Linked DNA regions of Homo sapiens: region 1 is linked to region 2. The links are chromatin contacts, found by POLR2A ChIA-PET in ENCODE. All regions are on one chromosome and are shown on one strand. Each heading gives the region's core, a stretch centred on a gene start or an enhancer-like site at or near the end of the contact. The rest is flanking DNA. Distances are from core to core; before and after follow the strand shown.

The links. ChIA-PET counts read pairs that join two places held with the same protein, here RNA polymerase II (POLR2A).
Region 1: POLR2A ChIA-PET joins it to region 2 with 18 read pairs in Panc1. The contact joins two enhancer-like sites. POLR2A ChIA-PET finds 5 or more read pairs at or near these places in 3 of 52 experiments (OCI-LY7, Panc1 and naive thymus-derived CD4-positive, alpha-beta T cell).

The regions. Positions count from the first base shown.
Region 1 is chr10:113,379,289-113,386,366 of GRCh38, reverse strand. No RefSeq gene overlaps it. Among named protein-coding and RNA genes, the nearest start is that of HABP2, 170 kb to the left of the region's middle. RefSeq lists a silencer at 948-1,057 and an enhancer at 3,715-4,914. Within about 2 kb of position 4,311, at least 9 of the 41 ENCODE cell types and tissues checked have a DNase peak (open chromatin) inside an H3K27ac peak, as active enhancers do.
Region 2 is chr10:112,900,371-112,907,026 of GRCh38, reverse strand. LINC02935 (long intergenic non-protein coding RNA 2935) reads right to left here. Exons shown (of 3, transcript XR_001747706.2): 2 at 814-1,050. Among named protein-coding and RNA genes, the nearest start is that of LINC02935, 13 kb to the right of the region's middle. RefSeq lists an enhancer at 5,263-5,763. Within about 2 kb of position 2,771, at least 2 of the 41 ENCODE cell types and tissues checked have a DNase peak (open chromatin) inside an H3K27ac peak, as active enhancers do.

The DNA.
Region 1 (7,078 bases), core at 3,062-5,561, 480 kb before region 2:
CACAACAAGGAGTGATTGGCAATCAGGTGCAGAACTAAGCTATTTCTTTCACCACCACAGTCCTTCCAAAATGTTCCCAACTGGCATCAGATATTCTCATCCTGACCAGTGAGACAACCCAATGAAAACTGGTGACTCAGAAAGGGTAAGCATTTGTCAAAGGCTGTACAGCAAATCCCCGGGTGCTTGGCGAGTCATGTCTTGGCCAGTTGTCAAGGGCAGTGTCCCCTATGTCATTCCTCAAATACATATTTCTAGGCTTAATTATATGAATTTACATTTCTTTGGCTCAAAAAAAGTAGGTATAGGGGCATTTTCAATGCTGCACACAACTGAAAGTAGATTGAAACCATCCCGACCTCAAACAGAATGTCAAAGCAGTTGGGTTTCTGAGCAGCAACAGAATACTTTTTATAGAATGGGAAGTCAATTGAGAAATCATAAAAAATTAGAGTTGGGAAGGACCTCTGCGCTCACGAGGGTCAGGTCCCAGGGGCTGCTGTAGAATTGTTCCCTGTGGTGAAGGGTCTAATGTTTTGTCCACTCAAGTTTTAAATATCTCAACCAATAGCTCACCCCTGGGGACACCTCTCCACAGGGCAATAGATCTTGCTGTCAGGGCTTTTTTCCTGCTATTCAATCTCACTTTTCCTTTCCTCCACTTCATCCCATTTGTCTTTGGCAGTAATTTAGACAAGAGTGTGCTGACGTTTGAAAACGAAAAGCCCTGTCTTTGCCTTCAACCTCGTTTTTCCAGACCCTTCTACCTACGGAAACTTCAAGATCTGGCAGGGAGAGAGGGAGGGAATGAGGAAGAGAGGCAAACAAACAGACTGGCGTGGGTTCTGGAAGAAGCTATCAAAGGGCCAGCCCCCAAGGCCTTGAACCCACAGGTGTACAGGAAGAGAGGGCACTGCTGCTCCGGAATGTGCAGATTATAGAGGACCTGACTCTCAAAGGCAGAAAGTCACCGAGTTTTCTAGGCAGTCCAGAGCTCAGCCACCTCTTGCTATGACACATTAGACAGAAGGTGGCAGCATAGCACCAGGCTCTGTGTGCTCAGTGGCCCTGTCCATCGCAGCACACCCCAACTGTTCGGCTTCCAAACTCCACGAGCAACAAAACCCAACCGGCTGGAACGCCGGGCTTAGGCCAAGAGTGAGCTGCAAATCAAGGCCCTGGCCAGTTTTTTAAGTCAAATCCCAAACAGTTAGGATTGTGTGAGCACAGTCCATTTTCTCCCCAAGAACATCTTGCAGCCAGAATGGAATCCAAAAAAATAACTGCAGTCCTGAACAGCGGTGTTTGTCCAAGCTGATCTAAACACATAAACTTACCGTCTCGTCTGGTGTTTTGTGCACAAATTTTTGTGTTTAAAGACATCTGGGGTTAATGCTTTTTTTTTTTCTTTATTCTTTCTAGCCCTTGGCTATTTATTTCTGAATTTGTCTCTGGTTTTCCTGTTTCCCTTTGCTTATTTTTTACTTATTTGGTAGTGTTTGCATGTGGTTCTTCTGAAAGCAAGGATCCACAGGCTACGCATTTCTCACTTGGAGCTGAAGTCCTGCTGGGGAACCAATTATATGTCCTACCCACCAGGGAGAGTGTGATATTTTTTATTACTTTCTAATTTCAGGTCTTGAAATGGCTTCAGTGATCAGAACATTCTTCTGCTTAAGAACCTAAAGGGGCCAGTGAAAGGATGCTTTTGATTTGTATTTCATTTAGAATGGTCCATACTCAACCAAGTGTACTCCAAGGATTTCCATGGGGCCTCAGAGGCTTGAAGTGGGGAAAAGCAAGACAAAGACAACAACAAAACTTTCTCGCTGCTTGCCTTATCATACTGGGAAAATGCCGGCTACTTGGGGAAAGTCTTTCTTTGAGAAGTTGGTGAACTGAGAAAAAAATGGATAGAATTAGAACAAAACAATTTCACTGGATTCTAAGTCTATTTAAACTACAGTAGTAAATCAAAACCATACCTCTTTCTCATTACTCATGGCCCGATAGTAGAGCCTCCTAAATGCTTATTAAAGCAAAAGCAAGAAGTGTTTCATTTCTAAATACATTCACAGGAATCCCCAACAAGGTGGTTGCTTCTTTCTAACTGTTGTTTGTTTTATGCTTGTTTCTCTTCTTGAAAGAGTTATCATGAAACGGAAAGGCTTAAAAGGGGGGTGGGGGTGGGGGTGAGGGTCCAAATAGGCTCTAATGAGGAAGAAGGAAATAAAAGTCAAATTCTCCCCGAATGTCTGAATTTCTATTTATTTATCTTTGCAATAAGAGAGGATGCCTGACAATCCGGAACTGCTCTTGGATAAAACGAATCATACCAAACAGCTAACAACCCTGCAGAATAGCTCAAAGCCCAAATTATGAGCTATTTCAAATCCTTTCCACTTGCCATGGGGGTCTTGACTGAGTTTTTTCTTTTTTTTTTTTTTTTTTTTCTTTTTTTCCTGGCTCACATGCTTAGCCAGGAGGTGATTCTGAATGTTTATCTGAAGTATCTCCCTGATATTCTGGGGGGACTTTTCTCTCAAGCAAAAGCTCTGCTGAAAAGAGGAGCTTGTTTTAATTCTCATTAAGTTATACCCAGTATTGTGAACCTTTTACTAGTGAACAGTTAATTTTAGTGAGACGGACTACAAGAAACTGCCATATATAACCACGCTCAGTGACAACATTTTACAAAATGTGAGTCAAACATAAACATTTATGACTTTCTAATAAGCCAGCTACCATATTTGCTATTATATGACGCTCTGTTAAAACAATCTTTTCTACTTTTAAATAGAGATCCCATGAGAGCAAAAATGTTTATCTTTGTTGTGTATAGCTTCCTTAAGTACCATTTTATCATATTATTTAAAATTCAACAAATTAGCAGCCAGTATTTATTATTTAAAGAAAGGGTGTTTCTTCAAAGTTTGTCTGAATTAAAAATCACAAACCAATCCATCTCCCTTCTTTCCTTCCTTCTCTCTTTCCTTCCGTCCTTCCTTCTATTCATTTTAAACCCAGCAACTAGATTTTGTTGGGTTTAAAAGGTCCCTAAAAAGTTAGTATTCCTTCAGGAATAAATATTTGTAGATTACTTGAAATGGCCAGCTTCCTTGACTGGTCTTTAGGGAAAATACTCTTTGTAACTTTGACTAAAAAGACAATGTTCCCGATCAAAATATAATCTGGGTCTATACTGGCAAAGAGAGTTGAACCAATATGTAATGAATGGCAGCATAAACAAATGAATGAAGGAATACGCAGACAGGCATCAAGCAGAATCAAAATACTCAAAGCAGCCAGTTAACTGAGGCACTGAATTTCCTGGACAACTGTCTCAATTCCCCGGTTTGCGTGGAGGCTCTTGCCTATAACCAAGTAAGCACTTATGCTGCAACCTCTTGCCTCTTGCAAGAGACAACAGATTGTTAGCCTCTGGGAAGTAGCACTATTTCAATCAACCAATTTGGCATGTTGTGTTTTACAGTTTCTAAAATTAACACAGAATCCAAACAAAAACATGGCTGGTGTGGAACTATATACAGAGAACACTGTCATCTGGTTGCTTCGAATCTGTTCATTATCAAAATTAGCTGTCTTGTTTGTCCTACTCCCATTTTTGAATGCACACCATTAATTAACCAACCTGTCATTATGTGCTGGTAATGACCAAGTTTTCCAGTATCCCAGTGTAAATACAGGATTTTACAGGACTCCCAAAACTAGGAGGAAAGGAGAAGGTGGAGGAGGTAGGGGTGGCAGAGAAAGAGGACATTCACAGGTGGGACTCAGTATTGCTTACAGCTACCCTTGCTTTCTAAAACAAGGGCTGCACGCGGAAACAATGCTGATTTATTCCCTTGCATTGAGCAAAGCTAAATTTTTCCAGGCTTCACTGAGGAATTTTCTTCACAATATCTGCATGAATTATGAAGCTGACTTCTAACCAGATGTCGGGTGATCTGCCCTTCCTGTTCTCTGAGGATGAGACACATCAGTGTTTAACTCATCATGCCCCTCGAGTGTGTCTCATTTTTCAACCCATTCTCACTTGGAGGTTAAAAAGGAATTGGGGTTTCTTTTTAAGTCTCTTTGATTTTACCCAATTTCGGTGAACAGATCCATGAAACTTCAAAGAGGATGTTGACAGAATTGAAGTAAGGGAGGGAAGGACAGAGGAAGGGGGCAGAAAGCAAAGCCGATCATAAAAAACAAACCAAAGAATATTTAACGACATATTTTCCCAAAGAGACTTCTGGCTGCCCACCGAAACTGAAACCATTACTCACATCGAAGACACTTCCTGGGGGTGTGCTATCTTGAGGAAACACATACCGTGAAGGCCTTTGCAGGAAGCAAATTCAATGGTGAAAGGAACCGCAGCAGATTCTTACAATTCTGTCTTTTGCACCCTGACTTTCCACTTGAACATTCTTATTAAAAATTTCCTCCAGCATCCTTACCATATACAATTTTTCAAGTCAAAGAATGACTTTTTAGAGTCTCTGTGTGCCCATAAAATTCTGTCTTGAAGATTTTATTAATAATCATAAAAACATCAGTATCCATCAGGATCAGTTTGGAAAGGGAGAGGCAATTTTTCCTAAACATGTGTTCAAATGGTCTGAGACAGACGTTAAAATGAAAAGGGGGTGAACTGAAGACCAATGACTGATCCAGCCCCCCACTCCCCTACGGTTCATAGTCATGGGCGAGGACATGGCCACAGGCTAACACAAGCCAGCTTGGGATCAGGCACCAGCCCCACCTGCAGCTGATGCAGCTCCACGTGGAGGGAAGCATTCCAACTTTCACTGCTGCAGGTTGTGTATTTATCACTACGAGGAGGGGAGGGACAAAGTATACAGGACTACATATTTTCTTATGGCATCAGGATAGGTTTCTTGGGACTCTGAGAGGTCTAGAATAACGTGCTTAAAATGACTATTTGACTATCTCCCAGCCAGTTCGAAGCATTGGCTGAGCAGCCTTTGCTTGATTGTCAGTTAACAGCAACCGAAATAGCAAAATAGTAAAGTGATCCCTGCAAAGGGATTTGTGGGTGGTCTCCTTGGCTCACCTGTCAGAGGAGGTTGACTCTGTGATCATGATCCTTCCCCCAAGTGCTCTCACCTTTTCTGTTCACATTGTACCTTAAGGCCTGCAGTCAGGCAAATCTTTGAACAGAGAAATTCAAACCCCTTAATGACCAAAGATTTCGAGGGATCCCAAGACATGGGGTGTATTTCACAATGCAACCACCCCAGTGAATAGGAGAGTTATTGACCAGGCAATGCATTATCTCATAATCCGCCAGTATGGAGGCAGCGTGGGTGGCTTCAGGGCATGAGCACTGGAGTCAGAGAAGTTGAACTCCATCAGCTCTGTTACTTCCAGTTACTCAACCTCTCTGTGCCTCAGTTTCTTCATATGCTAAAACTAGGATGATACTGTCTACATACTTCAATGGGCTGTTAAGCTTTCAGGAATCTATACTTGGAAAGCACCAGACACAGCACCTGGTATCTAGTGGGATATGCTATTGTCTCCATAATCAACTAGAAATTTCCTTGTGATTACTCGCTGCAACAAAAAGGGTTCTCCAAACTGGCTGAGAACACCACAAACTAGGGAACTTTAAGAAATACATTCCCAGGTACTTCCAGCAGTGAGACCCAGAAATCTTCCCCAGGTGAAACTAATGTAGCCAGCTTGACCTAGAACCATAGACCCATACACTGTCCCATTACTATAAAGGATGGTGAAGCATCACATCCAGTCCTGGTCTCCAAGGAATTTATGGTCTGATTGTGAAGACCAACACACAAACTGTAAGTATAAACTATTCATGAGCAACATGAGATAGAATAAAGTTGGAGACTATCTTGTGTGGCATTGTCAGTTTGCTGTGAAGAATTTCAGAGAAAGGAGAATCCCATTAATTGGAATACACCAGAAAGTCCCAAGAGTATTGTGAATTCTGTGGTGATCTTTCATAGTAGAGGTTCACAAAAGTTGATTTCTCAACTTTGTGTACATATGCACATCTATTTTAGGGGGAGAGGTTCAGCTTTGATTACCTTCTCAAAGTGGTCCATGACCTCCAAAAGCTTAACACTGTGATTCTAATGGTGGACACTAATAAGTACTCGTCACATGCCAGGCCTGTTTCAAACACTTTACTTACATAATCTCAAGAAGTGCTCACACCACCCATGTGGGGTAGGTACCATTATCTTCTTCATCTTACAAATGAAGAGACGTCGGACCTTGCCCATGGATACCCAGCTACTGAGTGAAAGAAAAGATTTGCCCCCCTGGCTCCAGGGCTTATGCTCTTACCAACTCAATTTAATCCAACATGCTTCATTTTGACACTTGCTCCACTTCTAGAACCATCTGAATCTTATGGCTCTGTCTCAGAAGATCTAGGAAGCACCTGGTAAGGACCAAGAGCTACTCTTACCCCTTGAGAACCAACGCTCTCTGAGCAAACAAAGCCAGACTGGGTACCCTGGCATCCTTCATATGGAATTCATTCATTCAGCTATTCATTCATCCATTCATCTGTATACAGAGGGACTTGGGGCTTGGGATGAGAGGCGGAGGAAAAGTGGATGGCAGAGCAGAAGGATTGTTTTCAATAACTCAGCCTCAAGGAAGAGGGAAAAACTCAGGACTTTGAGACTACCTTCTCATCTCATGAGGGATGTCGGGAGGTAGAAAAGCCCTGGTGTGCCACCGTTGCTCTTGACTCAGTTCAAGCCAATTGTCTTTGACTCACTTTAGGCCAGGAGTTCTCAATCTTGCCACTATTCACATTGAGGACCTGATAAGTTTGTTGTTGGGGGGCTTCCCTGTGCATTATAGGATGTTTAGCAACATCCCTGGCTTCCACCCATTAGATACCAAAGGCATTCCTTCTCCTAGTTGTGATGAATAAAAATGCCTCCAGACACTGCCAAATGTTTCCTGGGAGACAAAAATTACCCTCCTTTGAGAACCACTGGCTTAAGGTAAATAAAATAGATTCTTAAAAGTTACACAATATTTCTCCCAGCAAAAGTCTCCA
Region 2 (6,656 bases), core at 1,522-4,021:
AAAAAACAAAACACCAAAAATACCCTGGGCTCTGCACGAGGATGAGCAAAAGGGAAGGAAGAAAGGAAAACAGACCTGAAATGGAGGTTTGCACCGAGTCACACTGGGTTTAAGGGCAAACCTACAAAGAGGACGGAGGCACCCTTCAGAGCCTAAAGTCTTTCTACCATCATCTTGTCTGCCCTTACTAGAGAGCTGTTCATCCGAGACTCCAACACCTTCCAGGCCCTCTCTTCTAGACCCAGCAGCCCTTGGCAGTTCACACTCTCTGCAGAGATCTACCATCCAAGACCTTCCCAGCAGGTCCCGGGTGCCTGCAACAACGTGGGCAGGTTGTCTTAACCACTGACTGCCTCGGTTCTTCAATTGGCTAAGTTGGGATAACACCATAGTACTACTCACTCAGTAAACTCACAGCTTTTCCTCAGTGTTGCCTAATAACATAGTTGTTAAGACCACGGGTTTGTTTGTTTGTTTTGAGACAGAGTCTCACTCTGTCACCCAGGCTGGAGTGCAGTGGCGCGATCTCGGCTCATTACAACCTCCGCCTCCTGGGTTCAAGTGATTCTCCTGCCTCAGCCTCCCAAGTAGCTGGGACTACAAGCACATGCCACCACGCCCGGCTAATTTTTGTATTTGTGGTAGAGACGGGGTTTCACCATGTTGGTCAGGCTGGTCTCAAACTCCTGACCTTGTGATCCGCCCACCTTGGCCTGACAAAGTGCTGGGATTATAGGTGTGAGCCACTGTGCCCAGTCTAGAGCATGGGTTTTTAAGATAGACCAAACTTTGCATTCTGGCTTTGCTGCTTACCTGCGCTTTGGGGCAAGTGTGCTGTCAACCTCTTTGTGCCTCAGTTTCCTTAGCTGTAAAAAGGATCTGCTCACACCTCTGCTTCATTGGACTGTTGTAAGGAACCAGCTCACATATTCAGGTGTTTCCTGGAGATGCCTCTGAGTTCCCTGGAGATGCGGTGACCAACAGGCAAAGCGTGGTCTCATTCCTGGCCAGCACTCTGGCTCATATGATGTACTGAGCACTTCCAGGGTACTAATAAGAAGCACACGAGAAACAGATACAATTGACAATATTCTATGCCCTCCAGGGTTTTACAGTGTGGTTGGGAAGACAGACCATTAAATCATTAGAGAAAAAGATACAAATACTTTCCTATAATTACGCACAGAGTGGGTGGCTCCAAGTGTAAATGCCTTGGACTGTCATGGAGGGAGGAAGAATAACAGGGAGGGTGCAGGAGGTAAGGCTGGGATGCTGGGAGAATGTGAGTGGGACAACTGGCTGACGAGGAAACCTTCAGGATGATGCTCCACCAGTTGCCCAAGGAGAAGCCCCCAGGGTACAAAGCGAGTCACCCTTACCTTGTTCTTTAGGTTAACAATTTTTTATTTTTTATTTTGAGACAGAATCTCACTGTGTCGCCAGGCTGGAGTGCAGTGGCACGATCTCGGCTCACTGCAACCTCCACCTCCTGGGTTCAGGCGATTCTCCTGTCTCAGCCTCCCAAGTAGCTGGGACTTCAGGTGCCTGCCACCACGCCTAGCTAATTTTTGTATTTTTAGTAGAGACGGGGTTTCACCATGTTGGCCAGGATGGTCTCGATCTCCTGACCTCGTGATCTGCCCGCCTTGGCCTCCCAAAGTGCTGGGATTACAGGCGTGAGCCACCGCACCCAGCCTAGATTAACATTTTTAAAAAAGATCCCAATCCAAGTCATGTGCTTGCAATAGTTATTGCTCCTTATCCATCAAGGACATTCCATTTCATCATTCAGATACCTGCACACAGCCCCAACAGCCTCTTTGCAGTAGATTGGAAAAGACAGAACTATCTCTGCCTCCATTCATAGCACAGCCTTTGCGGGTAGACTCACCACAGGTGCCCCCAGGCCTCCTCCCTGAACCACCTGTTTATTCCTTAGGATCACAATCCTGTGTTATACTTGGTGAAGGGCACAAAGAAATAGCAGACAGGGCCCGGCTGTCAAGCTGCTTCTAGTCTAACCAGGGGACATAAAACTCAATTTTTGCTTCTCTTGGCTTCTAATAGTTCATCAGGGTGGTCCTGTGTGTAGTTAAATCCCTTCTTGGGGGCACTCAGGTGAAGTCTTGTTCCTTCTGGATGTTTCTATGATTGGAACAGCTCAGTATAGATCCCAATGGGATTTCTTTCATATGTATCATTTTTGGTGAATTCCCTAATAACCCAGTGAGAAAGGCAGAGAGATGTTACATAATTCCACACCCACCCCCCCCCGCCTTTTTTTTTTTTTTTTTTTTTTTGGCACAGTCTCACTCTGTTGCCCAGTCTGGAGTGCAGTGGTGCCATCTCAGCTCACTGCAACCTCTCCCTCCCAGGTTCAAGCGATTCCTGTGCCTCAGCCTCCTGAGTAGCTGGGATTACAGATGCATGCCACTACACCTGGTTATTTTTTTGTATTTTTAGTAGAGATGGGGTTTCACCATGTTGGCTAGGCTGGTCTCAAACTCCTGACCTCATGTGATTCACCCGCCTCAGCCTTTCAAAGTGCTGGGATTACAGGCATGAACCATCGCGCCTGGCCCCAATGGGTTTTCTTTCATGTGTATCATTTTTGGTGAATTCCCCAAAAACCCAGTGAAAAAGGCAGGGAGATATTACCATAATTCCCATTTAACAGAAATCTGAGTTCCAGAGAAAGAAAATGACCTGCCCTGGGTGACTCAGCTGAAACTTGAACTTTCATTTCCTGGCTATAAATCAGCAACATTCTCAACATCGTTATCATCTCACCTCCTATGTAGCTCCTTGAAGGCAGGGTGTGTTTCTACACATCTCTGTCTCTCTTGTATAACCTATATTTTATGCAGTGGTGTGCTGGTAAATGTTTAACAACTGGCTCTCTGAGGAAATACATTTCTGATTTGTAGCAGTTGCCAATTTCGGTAGTGTAAATAGTCCCATCATGGCTGACTTCAAGCTACCAATGTGACATCAGCCACTTCAGAAATTCCTGAAAACTTGCTGGCCATGATAGCTCATACCTGTAATCTCAGCACTTTGGGAGGCTGAGGTGGGCAGATCACTTGAGGCCAGGAGTTTGAGACCAGCCTGGCCAACATGGTGGAACCCTGTCTCTACTAAAAAATACAAAAATTATCCAGGCATGGTGGTGCATGACTGCAATCCCAGCTACTCGGGAGGCTGAGGCATGAGATTTGCTTGAGCCCAGGAGGCAAGGGTTGCAGTGGGCTGAGAGTGTGCCATTGCACTCCAGCCTGGATGACAGAGGAAAACTGTCTCAAAAAATAAAAAATAAATTAAAAGGCCGGGTACAGTGGCTCACGCCTGTAATCCCACTACTTTGGGAAGCTGAGGCAGGTGGATCACCTGTGGTCAGGAGCTTGAGAGCAGCCTGGCCAACATGGTGAAACCCCATTTCTACTAAAAATACAAAAAAATTAGCCGGGTGTGGTGGCGTGTGCCTGTAACCCCAGCTACTTGGGAGTCTAAGGCAGGAGAATCCCTTGACCCTGGGAGGTGGAGGTTGCAGTGAGCTGAGATCCCGCCATTGCACTCCAGCCTGGTTGACAGAGCAAGACTCTGTCTCAAATAATAATAATAATAATAATGAATAAATTTAAGAAAAAAATCCTGAAAACTTAATAATTGTTTCCTAGAAGCTAGTATGAGCTGGTTCCAGCGTACTGCTATTTGTAGAGAACCTTACATATAATGGGACTCAGAGATATTTGATGCATTCAGTGATTATGATGCTCCTCCTTCCATTCAAATTCAAATACTCTGGGGGTGGAAGAAGATGCTCCCAGTTTACCCTGAAGGATGGATGGGATCTCCAGGGCTTGGGATTGTCTGGACCTGCAGCTCCCCTGAGATCAAGTAACATCGCTGGTTGGAGGTCTATGGTGCTGACAGAGAAGGAGGGAAAAACAGATTTAGAGAGGAAGGAATGAAACAATATGGGTGAAAAGAAGAGAAAAAGAAAGAGAAGACAGAAGTGAGGAAGGAAGGGAAGGAGGGAGACAGGGAGGAAGAGGAAAAGGAAGGAAAGGAGGGAGGGAAGAAGAAGGAAAGAAGGGAAGGAAGGAAGAAAAGAAAGAAGGAAGGAAGGAAGGAAGGAAGGAAGGAAGGAAGGAAGGAAAGGTGGCTTATAAGATGAATACTGGTAGAGGGAGAGTCTCCTGTGACCACTTCTAGCAAGCACCTGCATTTCAATGTCTAGTGCATAGTAGGTGCTCAGTAAATATTGCTGGCCAAGGATCCAGTCATGCTCTGCTTCTGCTATTCCTGTGTCTGATCTTATCTCCCAATGAGATTCTTTTTTTTTTTTTTTAAATGGAGTCTTGCCATGTCGCCCAGGCTGGAGTGCAGTGGCATGATCTCAACTCACTGCAACCTCTGCCTCGCGGGTTCAAGCAATTCTCCTGCCTCAGCCTCCCTAGTAACTGGGATTACAGGTGCACACCACCATGCCTGGCTAATTGTTGTATTTTTAGAAGAGACAGGGGTTTCACTATGTTGCCCAGGCTGGTCTCAAACTCCTGACCTCAAGTGATCCGCCCGCCTTGGCCTTCCAAGGTGCTGGGATTACAGGTGTGAGCCACCTGCCTGGCCCTATCTCCCAGTGAGATTCTAAGATCTTGGAAAGCAAAGACCGTATCATTCGTTTCTTACCCACAATAGAACTGCCTCTACTCAAAGGGGTTACTGATATTATTTAAATTCTCATTACAATTTTGCAATACAGAAAACAGGCTCAGCAAGATCAAGTAAATTGTTCACATTTACACAGCTATTTTAGGTGGTGGGGCCAAGATTCAAACTCTCTGCTCTTTCATGCTACTTCTGAAAGGACCTGAAATCTTTCTGACAAATGAATAGTGTATTTGTCTTCTCACCAAGATGGAGACTTCCATTTCCTTTCTTTTCTATAGTAGCCATTTTTCATTTGTCACGGGAGCCCCAGTAAGAACCTAAGTACTGATGCAAGCATATAACTCATATTCTCCAAACCTTAGCCTTTGTGCACTGGCTACTAACCCATGGTGGTCATGACATTATGAGACTTCATAAACACCCACCTCATTCCATAGAGCACATAGTAGACAAGGGCTCAGGGAGAGAGCAGATGCACCTCTGGATTTTTCCACTGCAAGGATTATTACATAGTCTCACTCATTAACAACCCTATGAGGTGGATGTTGCCAGACCCCTTTTACCATTGGGAAAACTGAGGCTTATAGAGCTTAGCATTTGGGAGGATTTGGGAGCAGGTAGTTTATTCAGGAGGCGATCCCAGGAAGCACCAGTAAGGGAGCAGGGAAGGAAGAGACATTGCAGGTGCTGTTATGGACAACTGAGGCTTCATCCTGCTGGGGGCCTTCCGAGGAACCAGTGCTTTGTGTCATCTCTTGTCCCCAAAGGGACGAGGAAGCTGAGATGCTTAGCCAACAGCCTCTGGCCCTCTTTGGGGGATGCCTTCTCTGGAGGGGTTAAATCTAGGGCACTCTGCTTGCCCTACTCAAGATTGAGCAAGTTCTCTTGGAACCAAGGGGAGACCCTGGGCACTTGAGGGTGGAGACTGTCAGCAGGCACAGGGAATGGCGGGTGACCTTGAAGGTGAGCCAGGGGAATATGGGGCGTGTTTGATCAAGGTCATACCTGCCCAGGGTCTTGCTGAGAGGAGAAGGAGCCAAACTGGGATTCAAATGCAGGTCTAGGCCGGGTGCGGTGGCTTACGCCTGTATTTCCAGCACTTTGGGAGGCCAAGGCAGATGGAGCGCTTGAGCCCAGCAGTTTGAGACCAGCCTGGGCAACATGGTAAAACACTGTCTCTACAAAAATACAAAAATTGGCCAAGCATGGTGGCTCCTGCCTGTAGTCCCAGCTACTTGGGCGGCTGAGGTGGGAGGGTCACTGAAGCCTGGGAGGTTGAGGCTGCGGTAAGCTGCAATCACGCTACTGCACTCCAGTCTGGGTGACAGAGGGAGACCCTATTTCAAATAAAGAAATAAAAGCAAAACCAAAAACAAATGCTAGCGTGTTTAATGCCAAAACTCATTTTCCTTCTGTGACACCAATCACTTAAGCCCAGTGAAGGAGTTAAAGTCCACACACCAGCCGGGCACAGTGGCTCATGCCTCTATTCCTAGCACTTTGGGAGGCTGAGGTGGGCGGATCACCTGAGGTCAGGAGTTCGAGACCAGCCTGCCCAACATGGTGAAACCCCATCTCCACTAAAAATACAAAAAAAGAAAAAGAAAAAAAAATTAGCCGGGCAAGATGGTGGGTGTCTGTAATCCCACCTACTTGGGAGGCTGAGGCAGGAGAATTGCTTGAGCCTGGGAGGCAGAGGTTGCAGGGAGCCGAGATTGCACTATTGCACTCCAGCCTGGGAGACAAGACCAAGACTCTGTCTCAAAAAAAAAAAAAAAAAAGTCCACAGACCTTGGAGGTGGACTGGGTAGGCTGGTGAGAAGAGTAGGGGTCAAAGATAGGTTGTCACCTAGGGTGGAGGCCTGTCTAGTCCTAACAAGGGCAAGAGGTGCTGTCATTAGCATCTCCTGCACACTCAGGAGCATAGAAAAGCCCCTGTCCCAAATGTAATTACCAGCACTTAGAGTGTGAGTGGAGGCAGG